Linked DNA regions of Homo sapiens: region 2 is linked to region 1. A link is a loop called in an ENCODE intact Hi-C map of the cell type or tissue named here. Cell type or tissue: HepG2. All regions are shown on one strand. Links, peaks and the distances in the headings refer to the core of each region. The heading gives the core; the rest is flanking DNA.

Region 1 (11,452 bases), core at 4,842-8,841:
AGCAACTTGGTATAGTAGAGTAACTGTAAAGAGCTGAAAAACAGCTGTGGACCAAGACAATTTCACTGTAGCACATGCTAAAATAACTGAAGCATGATAAAATGTTTTCATTATTTTGGAATCAAAAACGCTTGTTAACTAATTTATAACTATCCTAGAAATAAGGTTTTTATATTTTTGTTTTTGCCAACAGAGGTCCCATTCAGGAACTCTCCACAGCCCATCTGTAGCCGTAAGTTATCTGCAAGTTACTCAGGAAATACAAGGATGCTCATCATGAAAAGACATTTCTCCCAAGCTCTCTTCCTTTGGTTTCCATCCATACGGAGACTGGGCCTGAGTGTGGAAACTATCTCCATCAGCTTTCTGTTCTTGAATACTCTTATGAGTTTGCTTGTTTTGGGGTTTGCTTATTTGAAACTTAAGTTGCTATTACGAGCGTTTCAATGGTGATGATGATGATGAATATAAGTTTAAAATAAAACAAAGCAGAATAAACAAAATAACACACTGGTAACCTGCTTGTTCTGTACTGAATTTCATATAGATGCCCATGATTCCACACAATAAATTGTTGCATGTTTCCTGAACATGCATTCCTTCATGCTGCCTTTGGCCTACCTATTCCCACAGCCTGAAAATCATGTTAACTATTGGATGAAAGAGTTGAATTAGAGGACAATGGTGCTTTGGCCCTTTATTAGAGCTCTGGGAGGCTGGGCTGAATCTGCAGAGTGCATTTGGAGGCACAAGTCTTTGTCTCACACCCACTGAAAGAGACTGTTAACCATGAATCTGTTCTTTCCAGCCATGCCTGCATAGATAAGAAAATATTCTTAGTCCTCCACCTTTAAAATGCAGATTATGCTAGTGGTAAACTTTCTCAGAGATGACTGAAATATTTTTTAGAAAGCAGCATATGGAAGCATATGGAGTCAGCCTTCAGTGAAAGAAAGCCAAACCACAGCTTGATCCATTTATCCACTGATTCATTCATAAATTAGTTCATTCACCAAGATTTATGGATAAATCAGCAGTCCACGTTCTGAGTTAGGTTCTAGCAGTACAACAAGGAATGATGCATGCTGCTTTCTCCCACCTAGTTCACAATCTGGCAAGAGAGAGAAACACCAAACAACAAACCATAGTACAACACAGCAACCACCATAAAGAAAATGCTTCTGCTATACCGTAATACCGTCTCCCAATGTATACGTGCGTGCGCGCGCGCACACACACACACACACACACACACACACACACACACACACACACACACACCCCACCCCAGATCAGTCAGTATGACCAATCTAGGCAAAATGGCTGGGCAGCACACACTCATGGAGAAGTTTTTTAGTGGTTTTGTGCTTTTCCACATTTCCTATGCTTCCTTAATCCTTAAATAAGAAACCCAACTCCGGTTTCCCTTAGACACCTCTCTCATCCCACGTCAGGTCTCACTTTCCTCAAAGTGGTCAATGAAGTGCTCCTGGCTCCACAGATGTCTTTTTTTTTTTTTTTTTTTTTTTTTTTGCTTGCCCACTGGGAGCTTCCTTTGGTAGCTGCTGCTGATTTTTGTCCACCACTATTTTCCTCTTCTGTAGTTGATGGAAAAGCCTTCTTTTTACACCAGTCTTTGGGGCTATTTATTAGGCTGCAGGACCGGCATATGCCCCTGGTTGTATTTTAGTCTGCCCTCTTGAGGAAAACTTAGGTCCAACTTTCCTGGGATCTTCACGTAAGACACTGGAATGGTACCACCTGTACCCAGTTTTACATTCAAAATAGCTTTTCCCCAGATCCTGAACTAGATTATGCCATCCTGGTTGTCAGGAGGATGTCTCTGCCTGTTCAGAGGACTTCAGTCAGAAGCAGGCATTAACTGTGGTTCCCCCCCGATATTGTGTAAGAGTCTTAATCCAGGTATCAAAGGGTCTGACTGTACACTTATCTATCAATCAATCATCTAACTGCCTACATTTTTTTTCACTCTTTCTCTCATGAAAAGAGCATTCTTTTACACCCCTGAGCTCCCATGGTAGCATTTAGATTAGCCTCTTCCCCCTGCAGATATAGGACCAAGCAGGTGTTTGCAGATGTTCCACCCTTCTGAGTCCAAAGCAGCATCAGAACAAAGCTGAACCCATACAGTTTCTTATATTTGTAGTTTTCTTAATTCAGAGTGTATAGAAATTCCTAGTGACCCTTGAAACTTTTCAGAGTGAAGGGAAAATGTTCCACTTGCTCTTTATTTTTATACCAGAACTCCTAAACCATTAAATTGCACAAGGGAGAAGGGAAAGGTAAGACAAATCTGAGTTCTTTATTTAGCACATATGTGAATAGAACTTTACAACATGTAGAGCAAATTAATTACATTTCATCTTATTATCTAAAACATGTTACATCTACGATTAATGTCAGAAATGAGAAGTGCTCTTGATAGGAGAGGAGGTAATTTGATTTATCCTCTGTGGTGAATTGAGGCATAGCCCATGGTTTATAAAGTGAGGCATCCCCAAACTTCATCTTAGTGAAAAAGGACTTTTTTTTTAAGTCTTCTCAGAATTCTTATGGGAATTCTAACAACCATCAGGAGGTGCTTGAGAACCAGCAAAGGCAAAAACAAAATCTTTGGGTCTTTACTCAGTGGACAATGCATAAGCATGAATTATACCTCTGGTATATTACTAAGCCCTGAAACATTACAGAATGTAAGCAAAACTTGATCCTCAAGTAGTCTCGAGTGGAAGACATAGATTCATATTATTATACATAGAAAAAGCTTAAAGGAGTCCCTGACACATAGAAATCCCTTAATAACAGCTTTAGTTATTAGCTTCTGCACTATAATAGACGCACATGATATTTTGTTTTGTTTTTAGATTCAGAGGGTAAAGGCAGGTTTGTTACATGGGTGTATTGCAAGATGCTGAGGTTTGGGCTTCTAATGATCCTGTTGCTGTTGCCCAAGTAGTAAATGAGGTATCCATTAGGTAGTTCTTCAACCCTTGCCTGCCTCCCTCTTCCTTTTCAGAATACCCAGTGCCTATTGTTCCCATCTCTGTGTCCCTGCATACCGAGTATTTAGCTCCCACTCACAAGTAGGAAAATACAGTATCTATTTCTGTTCTGCCTTAATTTGCTTAGGATAATGGCATGTGAAGTTTTAGAAACTGCTATGACCTCATAGAGAGGAAATGACATGGGGAAGTGGTATAAGATCTTACAGAGGAGGTGCTTTGAGCTGAGCATTGGAGGATCTGTAAGGAGTTTCCTAGGGAAAAAAGAAAGAGCATTCCAAACAGAAGCAACAGCACAGAGAAGAGCAAAGCCTTGAATTCACATTGGTACTAAAGGAATCCTGAGGGTGTATATTGTCCATAGAACAGAGGGTTGAAAGATGGGATGGGAGAAGATGCAAATTTAAAAGGCAATTGGGCCCAGATGATGAAGGACTTTAATGTTCAGGCTTTATTCTGTACACAATAGGGGCAAAATTTTGGAGAAGAACAGTGATGTTATCAAACCTACGATTTCAAAAGATCACAACAGGAGTTTCTAAAAAAGAAGGACTGGGTAAGACAGGTGGCGGGTGCAGGGACTGCAATTAGGAGGCTCTTGTGGAAATAAGGAAGATAGGAGGAGGGGACCCAAAACAGGCAGGGAGCAGCAGAGAAGGTGAGAGACTCAGGAACACTGAAGGACAAGCTTTTCCTTTTTTTTTTCTTTTTTCTTTTGGAGACAGTGTCTCGCTCTGTCACCCAGGCTGGAGTACAGTGGCATGATCTCGGCTCACTGCAACCTCTGCCTCCCAGGTTCAAGCAATTTTCCTGCCTCAGCCTCCCAAGTAGCTGGGACTACAGGTGCATGCCACCACGCCCGGCTAATTTTTTGTATTTTTAGTAGAGACGGGGTTTCACCGTGTTGCCCAGGCTGGTCTTGAACTCCTGAGCTCGGGAAATCTGCCTTCCTCAGCCTCCTAAAGTTCTAGGATTACAGACGTGAGCCACCATGCCTGGCCAGGACAGGCTTTTTCATTATGAATTGCTGCACAAATATTCTTCCCAAAGTATTGGGCATAATTTTTAATGAGGTTCATGTCTATACATTGGGAGTTCTTTTTGATAAAAGAAGTAACTAGATTATTTTTTAATTTTTATTTTTAGATGGAGTCTCGCTCTGTTGCCCAGGCTGGAGTGCAGTGGTGCCATCTCGACTCACTGCAACCTCCGCCTCCCGGATTCAAGCGATTCTCCTGCCTCAGCTTCCCGAATAGCTGGGATGACAGGCACATGCCACCATGCCCAGCTAATTTTTGTATTTTTAGCAGAGACGGGGTTTCACTATGTTGGCCAGGCTGGTCTCGATCTCCTGACCTCATGATCCACCCACCTCAGCTTCCCAAAGTGCTGGGATTACAGGCGTGAGCCACCGCGCCTGGCTATGACTGGATCTTATGCTCTTTTCCTACTGGCTCCATTGCCGGGGGGAGGCGAGCCTGTTTTTTCTTTGCAGGCGCCACTGGGTGCAGCTCACTGAATTACAGGCACAGGACTCAAAAGTATTATAATCAGTCCTGATCAAGGGATTTGGCCAACCTGCACTAATAACAAATGCCACACTGAGGTTTCATTGCACTTTATCAGAAAGGATAGAACATGTTCTTTTCTGTGTTACAGAGATGAACATTAAAAAGGTGGTTTGCTTCAGCTAACAAAATGAAATGCTGCTGTTCCAGATAAAAAAAAAGCAGGCAGCAGGGCATGAGAGAAAACAGAGGACACTGAAGGTATGGGCAGGTCGCTCATGTGTGTGTAATGCCCGCAGATCATCCAGACCTGACTGACAGATAGCTGTCAATCAAGAGCAATGAAGGACATCTCCATTCTGCAGTCCTATTGTCTGAAATCAGAGATCCTCATTGCTAACGACAACATAAACAATAGTTGTTTGTTACTACGTTTGCTGTTAGGGTGCAGAAGAGCTTAAGATGGATGAATGGTTTGGCCTCTGTTTAAATTGCATCCTCAGAAAAAAAGAAAAAGAAAAAAATGGAGACTCTGGATTTGGCAACTCTCTTTCTCTCACACACACTATATAATCCACTGAAAATCTTGGCAACTCTAAGATCTTTCCAATGCAGCCTAATCTGACCACTGTGTGCCACTCCACTACTGCTACTGTGTTCCAACCAGCAGTGCCTCTGGCCTGGCCCCCACACTGGCCTCCCAGCTGGCCAGTCGTTCACTGCTGACCACCCCCTCTCACAGTCAGCAGGGTATTCTTTTAAAGAAGTAAATCAGATCAAGCCACTCCCCTGCTCAAAGTCTTCCCATGGCTTCCCATCACATCGAGAAGAAAATCCCAGTCTTTAAGGGGACCCTCCAGCCCTTCGTCATCCACTCCTACTTCTCCCATCTCGTCTCCCACCATGCCCCTCACACCCCTGGCTCCAGCTCCCGGGGCCTCTCTGGAATCTCTCAAACTTGCCAGGCACTCTCCTGCCTTGGGCCTTTGCTCTTGCTGAATCCTCTGTCTGGAACGTTCTTTCCTCTATGGCACATACCTAAAACAGCACCCTCCCCATCCCTCTAACCCCTTACTGTGTCTTATTTTTTTCCACAGTTTTCCTGTTGTTTTATGATACATTTGTTTATTTGGTTGTTTGTCTCCAGATTTCCTGGCATTTTATTATACATGTGTTTAGTTAACTGTTTGTCTCCTTCCCTGGAAGGTAAGTTCCATGAAGTGAAAGATTTAATCTGCTTCATTTAGCTGTTGCGACCCAGTGCCTAGAATAATGCCATGCAGGTAGCAGCTTCTCAAGTGTTTATCAAATGCATGTAAGATTGAATGAATGAGTGAATGATACACTGTCCTTATTTCCTAAACCAGACCAATTCTCCCTCCAGTCCTGAAATAACACCCACTTTTGCCCACACAACATCCTAGGCCAACCTGGCCTAAGTGATTTCCCACAAAGTGGGGAAATGAAACAGTGTTTGAACAAGTGAAAAAATTCGTACATTTTTAAGACACCAGATGATGCTCTTCGGACCACTTCAGCTATTCTCAAGAACTCAGCAGCTGCAGCCACTCTGCCTAAGGAGGAGAACTTAAAGAGTACATCATTTGAGTAATAAACTTCAGAGGATTCTGAACGTTTGCCATAACTCTGAATGACCTCAGAATACTCCACGGATACATTACATTATACAAAGTATAACTTCAAATAACTAATACATGATTTCAATCTTTTGATGAAAAAAACTCAAATTTCTAAAATAACTATTGCATTATTTCAATCTTTTGATTAAAAAACTAAAAATCAGAACTTCTTTCGGAGAAAATAAAAATAAAAGCCAGCTTAATGCTACAGGAATCAAACTACAGCTAAAGGGCATTCTAGCCAAAGGTCACAGCGCCCTCTACTGGCTATTGATAGCTAACAAACCATGGGGAAAAATTCACGGAGGAAGCCGCTTTATATTCAAATCCATTCACGGGATTATTAAAAAATATTTTAGTCCCTGCAAAGAAAATGAGCTGTGGCTATAAAAGAGGGAAAGATTCAGTCCCTGTTTTCAAGGGGGTTGAAGACTAGTACGAGGAAGAGAAATTTGGAATTACAGTAGAGTAGGACAAATGATGCCATCTAGAACACCAGGTGGGCATTTCGTCCAGCATGCAGGGGTGTGGGGCAGTGCCTGAGCTGAGGACTGAAAAAGGGTAGGAGTGAGCCATGTGAACGGAGGGGTGTGTAGATGGGCAGTGACGTTCCAGGCAATGGGGCCACAGATGGAGAGGCATGGAAGTGAGAAAGAACCTCAGGAATTGAAAGTTGTGACAATTACTTTTGGTTGCCCACTCACCAACCGTCCCCTGACTTCTTTTTCCCTCTGGTCTGCCTTCCTGTTGGTGGCTGAATGTGCCAGGTACTGACTTTCCTGACTGCTTTCATGGCTAGAAATAGCCCTGTGAACAAATTCTGGACAATGAGATATAAGGGAACATTTGCCAGAGGGATGGCTGAGATAGAATTTCTTTGATGATAAAAGAGGAGACACCCATGGAGACGACACATCATGTCAATCTGCCTGTCAAAGTTGTCGTGAAAAGAGGTGATCCTTGTTGCTGTTGCAGCCTTCCGGTGAACATGAATGGCAGCATCACTAACACTGTGAGGCCGGCAGTCCTTGGTGACATTACAGAGCTGCTGAACCACCCACCTCTGGGACCACCTATTTCTGTCCTTGTTGTTATGAAAGAAAAAATAACCCTTATGGCTTAAATCACTCCCAGTTATGTATTCTGTTATTTTTAGCTAAAGCATACTCATTGATATGCTCACATTCTCTGATGTGAGGAACCAGTGCAAGGTTTAAGCAAGGATGTAACACAATGAAATTTGCATTTCCGAAAGATCAGGCTGAAAACAAGCAGAGAATGAATTGAAAGAGAGCAAGACAAGAGGGAAGAAGACCAAGTAGGATATCTATAATGGTATAAGCGAGGATGGGGGAGAAAGGCAGAGATTAGGGTCTGACCTAAGAATAAAACAAAAGGGAGAGATCTAAAAAATAATTAGAAAGTTGAATGGACAGAGTTTGGTCATTCGTGTGAGAACTAGAAGATGAGATGAAGGGAGGAGTCAAGAATGAATCCAAAGTTTGGGGCTTAAATAATGAGGTAGGTAGATGGGTCACTTCTTGATATTCACAATTGAGGAGGAGAATTAGATTTAGGACACAATGGAAATGATGAATTCTGTTTACACACTGAATTTAAAGAAGCTGAATTTCATATATGAAAATCAGAGAATCTGGACTTAAGAGAAAGATTTTCAACATATTAATGTGTACATGGTAATTGAAGTTATGGAAGTCGACCTGGTCACTCTTTGGGGAACATATATACAGAGAAGGAGACAAGAAAAGGGTGTGGAGAGAGGCCCTCACAATGACCAATACCCACAGACAGACAGAAAGGAAAGCTACACAGAGACAAGAGACTATAAAACAGCAGAGGGAGAAAGCAAAGAATGAAGCGTCTCCAATGGCAAAGTAACAAAGTTTCCAGATGGAAACTTCCCACTTCAGTGAAACAGGGTCAGGAAACCACACTTTGGTGCCTTTAACCAGGACAGTTCTGTGGACTGCTGAGTACAGAAGCAGAAGCCAGTTAAGTTGGAGAGATGAAATGGATATGAGCAGTAGATGCTTCGTTCAAGAAGATGGCTATGCAAGGGAGGAGAAAGATTGAGGGACAGTTAGGGAACGCATGGTGAAGGTATCATTTCAAGATGTGGGACATTTGAATGTATTTACATATTGAAGAGGAAAACCAGCAGAGGAAGTGGGTCAGAGAGAGGGGAGACAGGTGATAATTGATGACATAAGATCCCTGAGGTTTCAGGAGGGAGTTGTAGGCACAAGCCTTGCAAACAAATTCAGATCACAGTTCTTTCCAAAGCCACTTAATTCCAACTCTTGGGTGGAAAATTCGATCCCACTCAATACTGGGGTTCTCCTACGAAGGGTCATAGCATACCATCAAAACATCTGGATGAGCACTCCAGTTGTTAACCACAGTGATTACCACAGAGATGCTCACTCTTTCAGTCTACAGGGCCCATCTGCTTTGGAGATACTGGGAGCCCATAGGCCTGGGAGCAACTATCACAGGATTTATCATATACACAACCCAGCATCTCCCAGGGTACTGCCACTGAGTCCACAATACAGGTTAGAATTCCCCTTCCCCCTCCACCTCCAGCCTCCTCCTCATATGCAGAAAATCATTATATTCATACTTATGGTGGCCTATCTGTGTCATTTTTTGGACCCAAATATGCTCCCTCTCCCCCCATAAAAGAAAAGGTAAAAGAAGAAGGTGAGGTGAAGGTCAAAGTTTTGTGTTCCCCCAGAGATAAAATCTTATAACCAAACTCCTTAATAAAAACATCATATGGATATATTTTCTCATGCTTGTACTAGTAAGAGGGACTTTGAAACATGGTATTGTCACCACTTAAGATTTGCATTGAACATGAGCCAGAAAATGATACATCATACTATCTCAGTTTCTGACTATCAGCTGGATTTGGTGGCTCCATATTCATAAGACCCAAATATGCAACTGTAATTTGATGTTCTCACCCAAAAGCCAATCATCTCTGTGTGTCAGATGTTCTTTCTGGAGATGCCACTGCTTATCTTCAGGTGGGAAGAATAAAGTGAATCAATTTTGGAAAGCAAAGTCAGCAAACTTCTTCAGATGTGTGGACAAGGGCCACTCATGTCTTCATGCATTTAAACAAATGCTGGGTACAAGGCAAGCAAAAATTCCCCCAGCTAAAGACCCAGACCATGTAGCAGACCTGCATCATAAAATGCATAAAATGCCATATTTTTAAGAGAAAAGGGGGAGGTGGTGGAGTTAAGTCATTTATAAAGAGGAGTCTTGCTCTTTATACAACTTGAACAGCCTCCAGCAATGTCCAGGGAAGGGGGAGTTTGACTAGTGGAAAGGTGCATTCCAGACCTCCTGGTAGGAATGGCCCCATGGCAGAAAACATTGCATCTGGCTATCAGTGCATGGTGAAACTGAACATTACAATTAACAACTGGCTGTAAGCACACAGACTCAAATTTAGCTTTCTGCAGAGTTCACCTGCACAAAGAACACACAGATTGGATGATACAGCCTTTCAGCCTCTGTGATAGCTTCCCCACCAGCTGGCATCCCACACTGCTTGGGTGAATGTTTAACCTTCGTTAAATAAATAGATCCTTGCTGCTAGCCCTCCTGAGGCCTATTACATAGGGCTGCCCATGTGAGAAACAGCTTGCTCACACAAATCAGTGCCTCAAATTTGAAGCATCTGGCCCAGTGATTCCAATTTTAGGCTTATATTTGAAAGCACAGTTTGATTTCTCTGTTCACTTAGCATATCTCACATGATCGGCAGTTTCATAGGCCCATCAGTAGACCTCAGTGTCAGCTCCTCTGAAGAGGAACAGCCTGTGTGTTTGAGAAGCCCCCAAGGACCTTCCAAAGATAATAGGGGAGGGGGCACGTCATAAAAGTACTTAAACACACCTTGCAATTTTTCTGAAAATCTGTAGGGCCTTTTCATGGAATTAGTACCAGTCATCGCTTACATATTACTTATGTTAATTGTAGCTGAATAACTTCTCGTTCTTGCTCATTCCGAAAATAAAATAACACCCTAGCACCTAGGCTGTGGTCTTTAAATTCTACCTCCTACTCAACAGAAACAAGACTCCTTGAAGAAATGGCCAATTCCAGTTCTGGGGTAAGAAATCTACCAGAGGAGCCTGGTATTTCTCACCTCACCAGAAAGCAAGGAAGTTTGGAGTGACACCTAGGGTTGTATTCAAAGTACTTGGAATTCAACTTGAATGGATTCACACTGGCCAAAGCAGGGACAATTTGAGTATCAAAGGATAACTCCAATGGATTAAAAGCATACTAGATATGTTTAGATCCACGAATTCATAATACTTTAAAAATATTTATTGGTCACCACTGGAGATGGTAGTCAGTTAACTATTTTGAAAACAAAACCAGAATAAAAAAATCAAGATTTTATTCTATCTTTCCTCTATAGACTATAATGCCGAAAAAAAGTAGATGATGAAAGTTTCTTTATAGAAGTATTCTGGCAAATAAAGAAATGATAGAATGTCACAACTTTGCAACTTCTAATGAATTAATGCATCTAAGGAATGACCATCCCCAGCTGCCAAAATCACAAAAAGATAAATTATCAAAGATTAAATACCTCCTGATGGAAGCACACACTAGTTAAGAGGTAGTCTTGGTAAAAACTCAAGGCACTTCCCTAGATCTACGTACCAAATCACTGGAAACGAAAACGATATTAGGAACAAGTAAAATACCACCACAGGGATACAATAAGCAAAATCCAGACTGCAGGAAACTCTATGGAATGAATGATCTTGTATATTCAACAAATTGCAAGAAAAAAATATGGAAAGGAAACAAATGAATGGAGTCTTAAAAGTCATATCAACCCTCTCCCAAATAAAAGGAAGTCACTGATTCCCAAGGTTTCTCATTGACCATGGAGTGATCTATTCCCCTTTAACCTCAAAGCCCCACAGTTTTCCCAAGATGTGACTACAACAATGCTCTCATTATGATACATTGTTAGTCCTCAGGTCCTACCTCCTACCTTAATATTTCTCCTTCTACCTCCATGTTCTTGAAATCCCACCCCTCATTCCTGCCAATGCATTTATGTTAACTGAAGACTTACTACTTGCTATCAGCCACATGAACCCTAAATCCACTACAACTCTGATGTCACACAAGATCTCTGTTTCTGAGGATCTCAAGGGGATTGGAAAGATGAAACTTGTGCTAAAAGTTAGGTCTTTAGGGCTGGCCACAGAAAGAAATC
Region 2 (11,452 bases), core at 4,425-8,424, 330 kb before region 1:
AACAGTGCCAATCACATCTCTCTGGCGTGACATGTGTCAACTCTTCACTTCTACATGCAGTGTTTCTCAGATTTTGATGTACATATGTCAATGGGGAATCTCATTATATTATCAGTTCTCACTCAGGAGGTCTGGGTTAGGGCCTGAGATGATGCTTTTCTAACACACTCCCTGGTGATGTGATGTTGTGCTCCAGAAACCACTGCAGTAGCAAGTGGTACTAAATTGTACCACTTTTCTACAATTATCTAGATTGTAAACTTAACCTCCTTTTAAAGGCCCCCAAAGCCTTTTCTGTTGGGTCTCCATTTATCCCTATAGACTCGTCTCCAACCATTTTTTCTTCTTTGCTCTTAATGCTTTAGCAACATTGGATGGCTTCTGGCCTTCTGAACCCACCATGATCATCTGCTCCTCTATGGCTTTACATTTTCAGTTCCATCTGACTTGCGTGCCCACCTATAACTCTATAGGTTTATATTTACTCAACATTATCTCGGTAAGTCTGACTCCTTGCCCGATGACGAGCTCACTAAGAAGGGTCTGGTTCATCTCCCAGTTTCTAGCCCTAGCAGAGTATCCTGGCTCAGAGGAGCTACTCTCCAAAGTTTGGGGAATCAATCATCTATTCCTCTACAGCATAAGCCACTTAAAAATTCCCAGTTCTCCATAAACACTTTCTATTGGAGAACCTGCTGGCAAATAATCATAAAACAAAATTTTAGTGAGATAAGTCTAGAAGATTTTTCCTTTTAGAGGTTAAAACAAAAACACTAAAGTGGGAATAGATAAGGAAAGGGTCTAAAGTGTAAACATGTATTACATATAGACTTAGAGCCTATCTTATATTTAATCAACTAGAATCTAGGCAAATTTAACACTAATAAAAATATTTACATGTTTTTCAAATTGCTTCACCAAACTCTTTTTGTTTAAATGTGCCCCTGAGTATATTACCAAATGTGTTAAATGTGTCACCCATTAAAAAATGGATAATGAAGGATTAGCTAATGAGTCATTTGAAGGTCCTGCTTATTAATTTTTATAGCTTCATTACCTGGAACCTAATCATCAACTGTTATCAATATCCTGGGAGAAGTGGAAAAATAAAATAAAAAATTCTTTATTTATTATAGGTAAGTTTCTGTAGAACTTTGTAATTTGCTCGTTCTTGTCCTTTCTAGAATTCATGGATGCTTCTAACATTTTACTCACTCTTCATAGAGGTTGCAAATTTTAATTATAGTTGTGCCGATTCCCATTTGACTTGACTTTAGTATCTGATCTTGACTTTTTAAGAGACATTTCTGTTTTATAGTTACCAAATAAATTCCTCTACCCTGTTAATCATCCATGTTTTTTTTTTTTTGGCTGTCACTGAAGTGTAGGTGACTGAATGTTAAACAAACATTCTTTTTCAAACTCAAACTGAAAATAGGATGTTCCATTTGTTTATACTATGTAGACATGAAAAAATGTGAGCTTTTTTCCCTTCAGTTCCAAAAAGCCCACTCCCTTCTCTACCAAAACTCTATTTTTTAAAATCTAAAAGTTTGTCAGGTTTTTGTTGTAGACACATTACTATGTTTCTAGGGTTTTAAAATATTCTTTACATCGATGAAGCAGATTTGGTCATTTCAACAAATATTTATGTAGCTTCTACTACATTATAAGAGCTGTGTCAGGTGCTGGAGGTGTTGAACACAAAAATAAATATGGTCTCTTTTTTCCATGGTCTTACAGTCTAGTAGAAGAGATAATGGCAGGTAAAAACTTCCTAAAATGCCAAAGAGAAGCTGGTATCTCCAATATGGAGATAAAAGCTTCATGCTGTGCAACTGTAGAGAATAGTGGAATACACTGTTCTTGCAAAATATAATGATGTGCTCTGAACTGTAAACCACCTATGTTCATTTTCATGCCTACTTATGTGGAACCCTGAAGCTCAATCAATGGAATGGAACAGCCTCTAGATAACAGTTTCTACAGTTGCTTTGGTCTTTTGGAACAAAAGAATAGGTCAGCCAAAAAATAACAATTGAGCCTCCATTCTGTGTGCAAGACTCTATGGAAAGTCCTATTCTGCTTAGTTGATGGCAGTGAAAATGAGACTTATAAGAAATCAAGCACATCTGCTTCTTGGGTAGCCTTACCAGTGTAAAGAGCAGATAGGAAGAGGGAATACCCCCAAATTATACCCATTCTGCAATAATGCAAATAGATGCTGCAAGTTGGTTCCAAGCAGTGAATGAGCTGATGGAAACCAAGACTGTGTCCAATAGGTGCTAAGTGGTGAGCCATTCCCATCTTGTCCCCATACCACCTACCAACGTCTTTCTTATTCTGGTTGCTAAGCCACCTTTTTTCCTGATTAACTAAAATATTATACTATTTCTATCCATCTATAGCCATCACTTTCTTTAAAACCATTTATTACATTCCTAACTTATATCAAAAATTAGTCTAGGTTTTCTATAGCTAGAATCAAATCCTCACAAATCAGCAAAATGAATTCAGTATTATTATTTATATTTTATACTTGGTCAAACTAAGTTTCAGAGGTTACGTACCCTGACCAATGGTAGAATTGGAATTTGAATACGGGACTGTGTTTTCTTAGAAATTAAGGAATACTATTATATTAAATATTCTTGAGTGCCTAAATATATTTAAACAACTATGCTAAAACCTGTAAGTAATTCAATGGTAAGATCCATGCCTTCAAAGAGATAGAGTCTAAAAGGAGAAAGAGAAATAGAAAGGTGTTAGCCACTTAGAAATGTGGGACAGAATGAATTTGCTTTGCAATGCACTAAATCACCATAAAATTCTACACAATAAATTTCATGCTTTAACATGTATAATATTTAAATGCATTCTTGTAATATTTTTCAATAATACAGAAGTATATACAGACTATAAATGAAAATCTCCTAAACCCTTGAATCCTGTGTGTTCTTTATAAGGGCACACTACCACATTCACTGAAGACCGCATGTTCACCAAATATTGTTTGAGCATATGCCTTGCAGATAGCCTGTGTTAACAAAAAAGTGTTGCTTAGTGTAATGTATCTGCCATTACCATATTATACATAATAATTTCACCACTCTAAAAAGTCCCCTGTGTTTTACCTATTCAACCCTGTTCCCTCCCTCAAAACCTCTAGCAACTATTGATCTATCCAGTTTTGCCTTTCCCAAAATGTCATAAAATCAGAATCATATACTATGTAGCTTTTTCAGGCTAGCTTCTTTTTCTCGGCAATATGTATTTCAGATTCATCAATACCTTTGCATGGCTTGATAGCTCATACCTCTTTATTGCTGAATAGTATTTCATTCACCTATTGAAGGATATTTTGGTTTCTTGCGATTTTTGATCACTATAAATAAAGCTGCCATAAATATCTGACTGCAGGTTTTTGTGTGGACATAAATTTTCAAATTGGTTGAGTAAATACCTAAAAATGTGATTGCTGGATCATACAGTAACTATGGTATGTAAATATGGTAAGACTATTTTGAGCTTTCTAAGAAACTGCCAAACAATCTTTCAAACCTGGTGTATTTTTGATTCCCACTAGCAATGAATGAGAATGTGTTGCTTTGTATCCTTCTCAACAATTAATATTGACTAGTTTTTGGATTTTAGTCATTCTAATAGGTGTGTAGTATCTCCTTGGTTTTAATTTGCATTTTCCTAGTGATAGATTATGTTGAACATCTGTTCATATGGTTATTTTTCCATCTGTGTATTCTCTTTGATGCAGTGTCTATTCAAGTTTTTGCCTGTTTGTTTTCTTATTGTTGAGTTTTAAGAGCTCTTTGTTTATCTTAAACACAAGTCATTTATGAGATATTTAGTCTGCAAACATTTTCTCCCATTCTATGGGCTTGTCTTTTTATTCTTGTAACTGTCTTTCACAGAGAAAAAGATTTTAATTAGATAATGTTTAGCTTATAAATTTTCTTTCATGGATCATGCTTTTGGTATTATATTAACATCTAAAACTCATCACCAAACTCAAGGTTTTCTCATATATTATAGTCAAGGAATTTCATAGGTTTGCATTTTACACTTAGGTCTATAATCCACTTTTGAGCTAATGTTTATGAAAGATATGAGGTCTGTGTCTGGGTTCATTTTGTTGCATGTTTCGAATATCCAATTTTTCCAGCACCATAATCATGCAATTTTAAAATTGGTAGAGTGAAAGGATCATTGTAGGTTATATGCAGTTATTAATGGATTAATAAAACTAACATGATGATTAACATTCCCTCAAGTTTGTAAAGCACTAGGAGTTATTAATGTGAGTCACTTAGAACGCAAGAAACTGAGGATCAGCACATGTAGAACCTGTCAAATAGTTACCAAATAAGCTCCTGCATGGTCCTCAAAGAACCGAAAACAAATGGTCACAGCAATTGTGCATAACATTGAATACCTATGGGGTATTGCTTAAGAACGCTCAACTCTTTTGTTACTAATATACCTTTATGGTCTCTTTCTTTGAGCTTTTAAAGTTTTCTATCCTCAACAGTCTACTTTTAACATATAAATGCCACTAAGAGTTGTTTCACCTCTTTAGCTGTCAGAATGATCAGGTTATACCTAAATAACATTGATATCATTGTTGTAGACCCTTAACTAGAATGAGGCCATCTCCTCACTCCAGCTCTCACAGCAGCTCCCACAATCTCTGTTTGGACACTTCTATTATCTATGCATTTGCATCTTTATGAGGCAGCCTGCTGACCTGACAGCTCCAAAGATCTGAAGGAAAATATCTTTATCATGCTGAGACAGAGTTCATTTTGCTGTAACTCCATCATAGTCCCACTGTTTAGAAACAGAGTGTTATCCTCGGCCAGGTATCTTGGCAGGAGTACTCACCTGAATGAAAGCTACTGGAGTACATGGACCCCTCTGAGCTGGGTGACTTTGGGCCACTCTGTCATTCCTACAAGTCTTAATTATCTCATTTAACATAAAGTTTTAAAATTCTCTGCTTCTAAAAAGCTAGTATCTTTGCAAAAATTCGTTTTAATCCAACCAAAATAGAAAGTAAATAATGGGGAAGACCTGGGGAATAGGAAAATGGTAGGAAGAATGTAAGGGGCACTGAAATAGGAGGAAAATTTAAATAGCCAATTTTACATATGTGTAAGTTTAGCCATAAAGAGATATACACTATTAGGGCCAGGTGTGGTGGCTCGTGCCTGTAATCCCAGCACTTTGGAAGGGCGAGGAGGGAGGATCACCTGAGGTCAGGAGCTCGAGACCAGCCTGGCCAACAAGGTGAAACCCTGTCTCTACTAAAAATACAAAAATTAGCCAGGTTTGATGGTGGGCATCTGTAATCCCAGCTACCCAGGAAGCTGAGGCAGAGTAATCGCTTGAACCAGGAGGCAGAGGTTGCAGTAAGCCAAGATCGCGCCACTGCACTCCAGCCTGAGCAAGAGGGACACTCGGTCTCAAAAAAAGAAAGAAAGAAAGAAAGAAAGAAAGAAAAAGATGTATATACTATTAGGACATGCAAAGTGTATCCCATAGCCTTAATAGAAACATCACTTTCAAAATTACTTGTCCTTGTAGTAAGTTTTAACTCTCAAAATCAGGAGAGAGTTCCATTCTTCATGTGTTCTGAAGATAGTAAGAAACTGCCACAAAAACACAGCTCCAAATAGCACTATCTTTCCTGAGGCAACGTTTTACTCAGTTGTTAAACGTTCCCACCAGAAATCTTTTGGAAAGTCTTAAAACATATTTTATCTGCCCCCTCCCCATTTTCCTACAGAAACAAAATTAATTGTTCCCTCAATGGCAGTTCCCTCACTTCTTTTAAAACTCTGTGAAGGAAATGTGGCTTTGTGCAAATTATTTTCATTCCTCTAACATCTATAATGAAAGAGTCTGTTTAATGTATTCATTGAAAGAATTATTTAAGCTCCAGTTCAGCCCTTCATTATTGCCAGGGATAAAAGAAACAAAAGGTGATTTGCACTTGAGAATTTGCAGAATGAAGTGTCTGTTAAACAAAACCAGCAGCAACCATCATCTTGAGCAGGCACCAGGCAGGAATGGGGACCCATCTATAAAGCATGCACACGCCTACACTTGACCCATGGGGTTCTGACAAGGGAGGATGCCAATATGATTCCATCAGACAGAGTGACAAAAAACCCGGCTTTAAAAAAAACACAAAAGCACACGGCAGCTCTGATATTCGCTGCTAAGCAACATTGTCCTGCTCCACAGCCCTTACCCCCAACTGCCATAAAAAATAGAGTGAAGTGGAAGTTACTGACTGTGGGAAAGGAAGATGTACTTGGGATGGAGAGAAGCTGCAAACCCACTTTTTAAAATCCTTCAATTAGAACCAATTGACCAGAGCCCATGTGTAATTGCTAAATGAAGGAGAAGGGAACTTGGTCCAGAGGCTCCATGGGGTTCCTCAGAGCATACCCCTTAAGGGGAACATGCCAATCCAGAGTCTTAAAATGAGTGTGTCCTCTGGCTCCAGCTCCACTTTCCTAGATGGCAGCAGAGAGTAGAAGGTGGTTAAGCCTTCTGATTACAAGCTTGTTTAACTCCAACAAATTCCACTTTGTCCAGGCTCAATGCTGCCCTGTTAGCATTGGAGTGAAACTGCCATCGACAGACCTGCATCATCCTCATTGCACCCAGTATTTACTGAGTCCCTACTGGATTCCAAAACCCAGACTAGTGTTTCATGTACACTAGTTCATCTTCAAAACCATACCAAAAGTAAGCATTACCCCCCGGTGTGATAGACTAGAAAACAAATTCTCAGAAAGTTTAGGGTAGAAACTAGCTAAACCAGGATTTGAACTCTATCCCTGCCTCATTCTAAAGTTCGGAAGATTTTACCACTCTTTGGCACTATGGCACATACATATGGCCTGGGTCACTTGTTAAGACAATAGCTTTGTGATGCAACCCTGTTGTCATCTCTTGTCAAAGGCCACTCTCCTTTTTAGAGAGCCAGCATACTGTGATAGATAAATGCATAGATTCTCTGACTTCCGTGTTAAAAATCTGCCTCTTGCTAGATGTGGAACTGTGGCAAGAGATATATTTATCTCTGCCTCAGTTTTCTCAGCTGCACCTGCTTCATAAGTTGTTCCAAGTCTCCAAATACTTTTCCAAGTCCCCACTGTAAAACCTGAGGGACAGAATTAGGTGAGGGGGTGCCCTCCATGGAGATCAAAGGAGGGAGAACAGGAGTTAGATGCAAAAGAGATTTCTAAGGTTTTAAAGAACGCATATTATGAAAAGAAGAGCCGGTCTTAATTTCATTGTTCCCTATTCCACTGACTTTTTCTTTGTCCTTTGTTAGCACAGACAAAGACAGCAAGAACCTTGAAGAAATAGCAAGTGAGGGAAAGGAATATGGGTGCTGCTTGACCTCAGATATTCTAATGTATTTGGTGAGCTCTGTGTGTGGAGCATGGAACAACAGAAGCAGCTGTTCTCTCCAGACTCATTCTGTAACTTGATGGTAGAAGATACCGCAGGCAGGAGAAAAAGAAGGGGAAGAGGTCAGGGGACTGCTAGAGCTCTTGTTTCTAAAGCTATTGGAACATTCCTCAGTGTTCTCTAACATCCAAGGCAAGCTCCTGCAGGGAAAAAGGACAAGAACTCTCACTTACTGAGTTTGCCTACTACATATTGGGCCATCCCAGGTGATACAGATGTAAAGTTTCACTGAACCTGGCCACAGCCCTGGGAAGTACTGCTATCCTTGTGTCTCAGTGAGAAGATGTAGACTTAGAAAAGTGAAGTCACTTGACCACAGCTGCACAGTGGTTTGTGAGGAGGTAGAATCTGGTCAATTTCCTGAGTTTGAAATACCACAGTACCTCCTTTCTCAGTAACGCCTGTTGGTGAAAGAGTCAGTGACAAGATCTACAGGAGTATGTGATGTGCAGGAGATGCTGTCAGATGCTCACAGGAGATGCTGTGAGGAATATACCATTAATCCCAATAATCGAATGGTCAAGAAGTACTTCTGTAGTCCAGTGAGAGAGGGGCTGCCACAAAGAGCAGGCCACCAACCTTGTGATGGAAGGCTACTTGGAAGAAGTGCTGGCCACCACCAGGCTGTGCAGGTAGGGTGCTAGACACCTCTGTGCTGCCTCTAGCTGGTTACTTGAACTGGAGTGAGGGGGCTCTCATTTCTCCAACTATGAGCCTTGTGTTTGTTTCAACTGCTTTAACCTCAGAATCTTGAATCGAGGCCCTGTGACTCTGTGTTCTAGAAAAGCTGGCCTGGTGTTCTGGGGACAGCACAGCATGTTGCTGGTGTCCAGAGCTGTTTTCTTAGAGCCTCTTTCCCAGCCTATAGTTCCCTGGGCTGTTAAGGCACTGCTGCCTTAACATGTTCTTCTGTCCATGATGAGGAACCCAAACCTCCTTCAACTGCTCTTCCACTCTCCTCCCCTTCTCACTGAGCTCAGCACTATTGAGCATGGGGTGGGGGTTGGTTGAGAAGGTAAACCGTGTCCACCTGTGAGCCCTGTGAGGGCAGGAATCTGCTCTGACCTCTTCACACTACTAGCTTCGAGCCCAGGGCTTGGCATCAGTCACTCAATAAAAATGTGAGAATTTCCAAGTAAACTATCATTCTGATTCCAGGGTGTTGGGTCACATGATACATTCATATAAATAAGAAACCATTCTGGTGCTCACTCTCTTTTCAGAGCTCACCAAATACTTGGTGGCCACAAAAATGAAAGGATGAATGAAATGGCTACATGAAATTTTGCCTCCCTCTCATTGTTTTCCAAGTAGCCTAATTTTGGACAGCTCTGTCACATTAACTATTCTGGGATCTTTATTTCCATTACTGCTTTCCATGATAATTTTTTGATGGTGTGCAGAAAACAGTTAACATACCAGGCCAGAGACTGCTATCCTTTGAAAGGCCTGCTCACTAGGTTGGTCCTTGGTTGGCTTCTGGAAAGTTGGATTTCAGGCATGCTCCCACCATTCTCAGAACTGATGATGAATGGCTCACTGCCTCAGTTGTTGCACAAACAATGTGATTTATATGGAACACCTCCTTTCCTTCTGGGAGTCTAGAATTTTGGTATGTGCTAGGGAGAGGACACCTATATGACTAGCCCCCAGTAAAAATCTTCTAGTGTTGAGTCTCTGATAGACTTCCCTGGTAGGCAACATTTCACACATGTGTGTCCAACTTGTTGCTGGAGAAAGTCAGCTCATTCAGTACTGACTCCATTGGGAGACAGGACTCTTGGATGCTTGCTCCTGGTCTCTGCTGGACTTTGCCCCATACACCTTTTCCCTTTGCTGATCTTACTTTGTATCATAGCCATGAGTATGACTACATGCTGAGTCCTGAGTCTCGGCAAATCACTGAAACTGAGGGTGGTCTTGGGGGCCATCAGCAAAGAGGATAAAGAAAAAGAGCCTTTTCTAACATCTTAGAAACGTTTTCCCACTTCAATGGCTTCTTTTACTTTGTATTTAGGTAATTTTTGTCAAGTCTAACTTCCCTATTATGGGTTAAATTCTTTAAGAGTAGGCTAGGGTTTGCTTAGCTTTGCATCCCCAGTGCAGTGATTTACACACAGAATACACCTAGCAAATAGTTGGTACATAAATGAATACATGCCACTTAGGTATTTCTCTCAATTACAATGCCTGGCTCAATACATTGCAAATTTTTATTTGACTTATTTGAATACGAGATCATTAGCATCCTCTAAATTTCCAGAACCTAAAAATTTCATCAGTCTCTGGAGACAGAGGAGGATATGAGCTTTGGTGACTGGCTGAAATCATAAGAAACCAACAAAGAGGAATCATATTTTAATTTAGGGGATGAACCACAAGATATATATTTGAAATTTTCTAATGTAAAATTCAAAATTCAAGCTTAAGTGGACCAATATGAGTGGGAAAAAAATTGTGATCTCATGTCTATATCTTGTCTTACTTCTGCAGTTTATAAGGTTAAAATATAACCTACATAGCAGTCACATAGGATAGCTATATGGGTTATTTTGTATATGTAGCATGGCATATATTCAGTAGCTATTAATTCATGATTTCTTGGATACCTAAAAGTTGGATGGAACTCACTTCCTTGGAAGGATTCCCATCTAGAGGTATTAAAACTCTTCTGTGGATTTTCTCAGGGGTTATCAGAATAGGATGGTTAACAGAAGGTGGAATGCAAAAGAAGGAAGTTGGCACCCCTTCCTTTGACTCTGTTCTCTCTCACCCACTTTGGGAAGCTTTCATTCATCACAAATGAAGACACTCTTGTTGCTGTTAAATCTGCTGACAAGTAATGTCATCGGTTCTACTTCAAGGTGTAGGAGACCTTGTAGAATCAGGTAAATATGCTGCCATGTGCCCTCCTCTGCCTTGGGAGTGAAAGGAGGAAATCTAACACTGACTTAGGGAACAACATATGCCTCATGAATACAGAACACAGAAACTACATTGACGAAAGATTGCCATTTCAACACTGCATTTAGAATCACAATTCCATAAGGTTCAAGGTTTGCTGAATCAATCAGTCAATCAGTCAAAAAACCATAAGATGTTACAGGAAGACATCTTAAGAGAGCATCTCATTCTACCCTTTATCATCTAGGCAAGAGAAATGAAATTAAAACAGGTGAGGTAATCTCCTGCAAGGTTCCTTAGTGGCAGACACAAGTAAAATCCACGTCTCCAGATTATCAGTCTTCCTCATACACACACATATTCACACTCATACACACAGTCAACTATGCACTCTTTAAACTCATGAGGGCATGCAAGAGGCTTATGGCTATGGTGCAATCCACTTGAGGCAGAGCGTTAGATCTTGGTCTTGACATTTCAACCACCCGAGACAAGATCTACTTGAAGCTAAATAATCTCACTGGAATGCTGGTGCTCCAGCAGGAGTTCGTGAGGATGCTGCAGAAAGCATAACCTCACCCTCCTTTTTTTCCTTTTGATCTCTGGGACTCCTAGAACTCGCTTACTGTGTCTCTATAGTGTTTCCTTTATCATCAAGGTAAATTTAGAACAGTCACACTACGAAAACGTGTTTTCAAAGTCAGTGTTCCACAGGAGGAACATCACAGAAGAAACAATGCCCAGCACTAGTAGCCATGGCCGCACACCAGCTGCTTTGTGTACTATGAAGCTGGAGTATAAATTCAAATGCAAATGAATTTTCAAAAATTCAGCAAATTTGCAGGTTTGCAAACCTACAGCCTCCTCAAGTTCGTTACTCCCTAAAAGTAGCATACTCTGCCTTAAAATCCTTAGCTGCTGGATACATGGGTATAAAAGAGATAATTGGGGAGATATCTATCTAGAAAAAACACATGCAAGATATGTATGTATATCTGGTTTAAAACCTGAAACACAGTTTGGTTTTAAGAAAATTCTAAAA

What was found. Hi-C counts contacts between places; a loop is a spot of excess contacts. Peaks named below come from ENCODE experiments on the same cell type or tissue, not always from the same donor. Only the 100,000 strongest peaks of a DNase experiment are listed, where the experiment ranks them.
Region 2: it touches region 1 in a loop (5-fold over the local background); 17 of 110 quality-filtered maps call a loop at or near these places.

What each region holds. Positions count from the first base shown.
Region 1 is chr9:17,806,169-17,817,620 of GRCh38, reverse strand. No RefSeq gene overlaps it. Among named protein-coding and RNA genes, the nearest start is that of SH3GL2, 230 kb to the right of the region's middle. In HepG2, for the core only: a CTCF peak has its summit at 6,425 (motif pointing left); a DNase peak (open chromatin) is centred at 6,440.
Region 2 is chr9:18,138,257-18,149,708 of GRCh38, reverse strand. It overlaps a transcript of ADAMTSL1 not described here. Among named protein-coding and RNA genes, the nearest start is that of ADAMTSL1, 330 kb to the left of the region's middle. In HepG2, for the core only: a CTCF peak has its summit at 6,552; no DNase peak of the experiment used is centred there.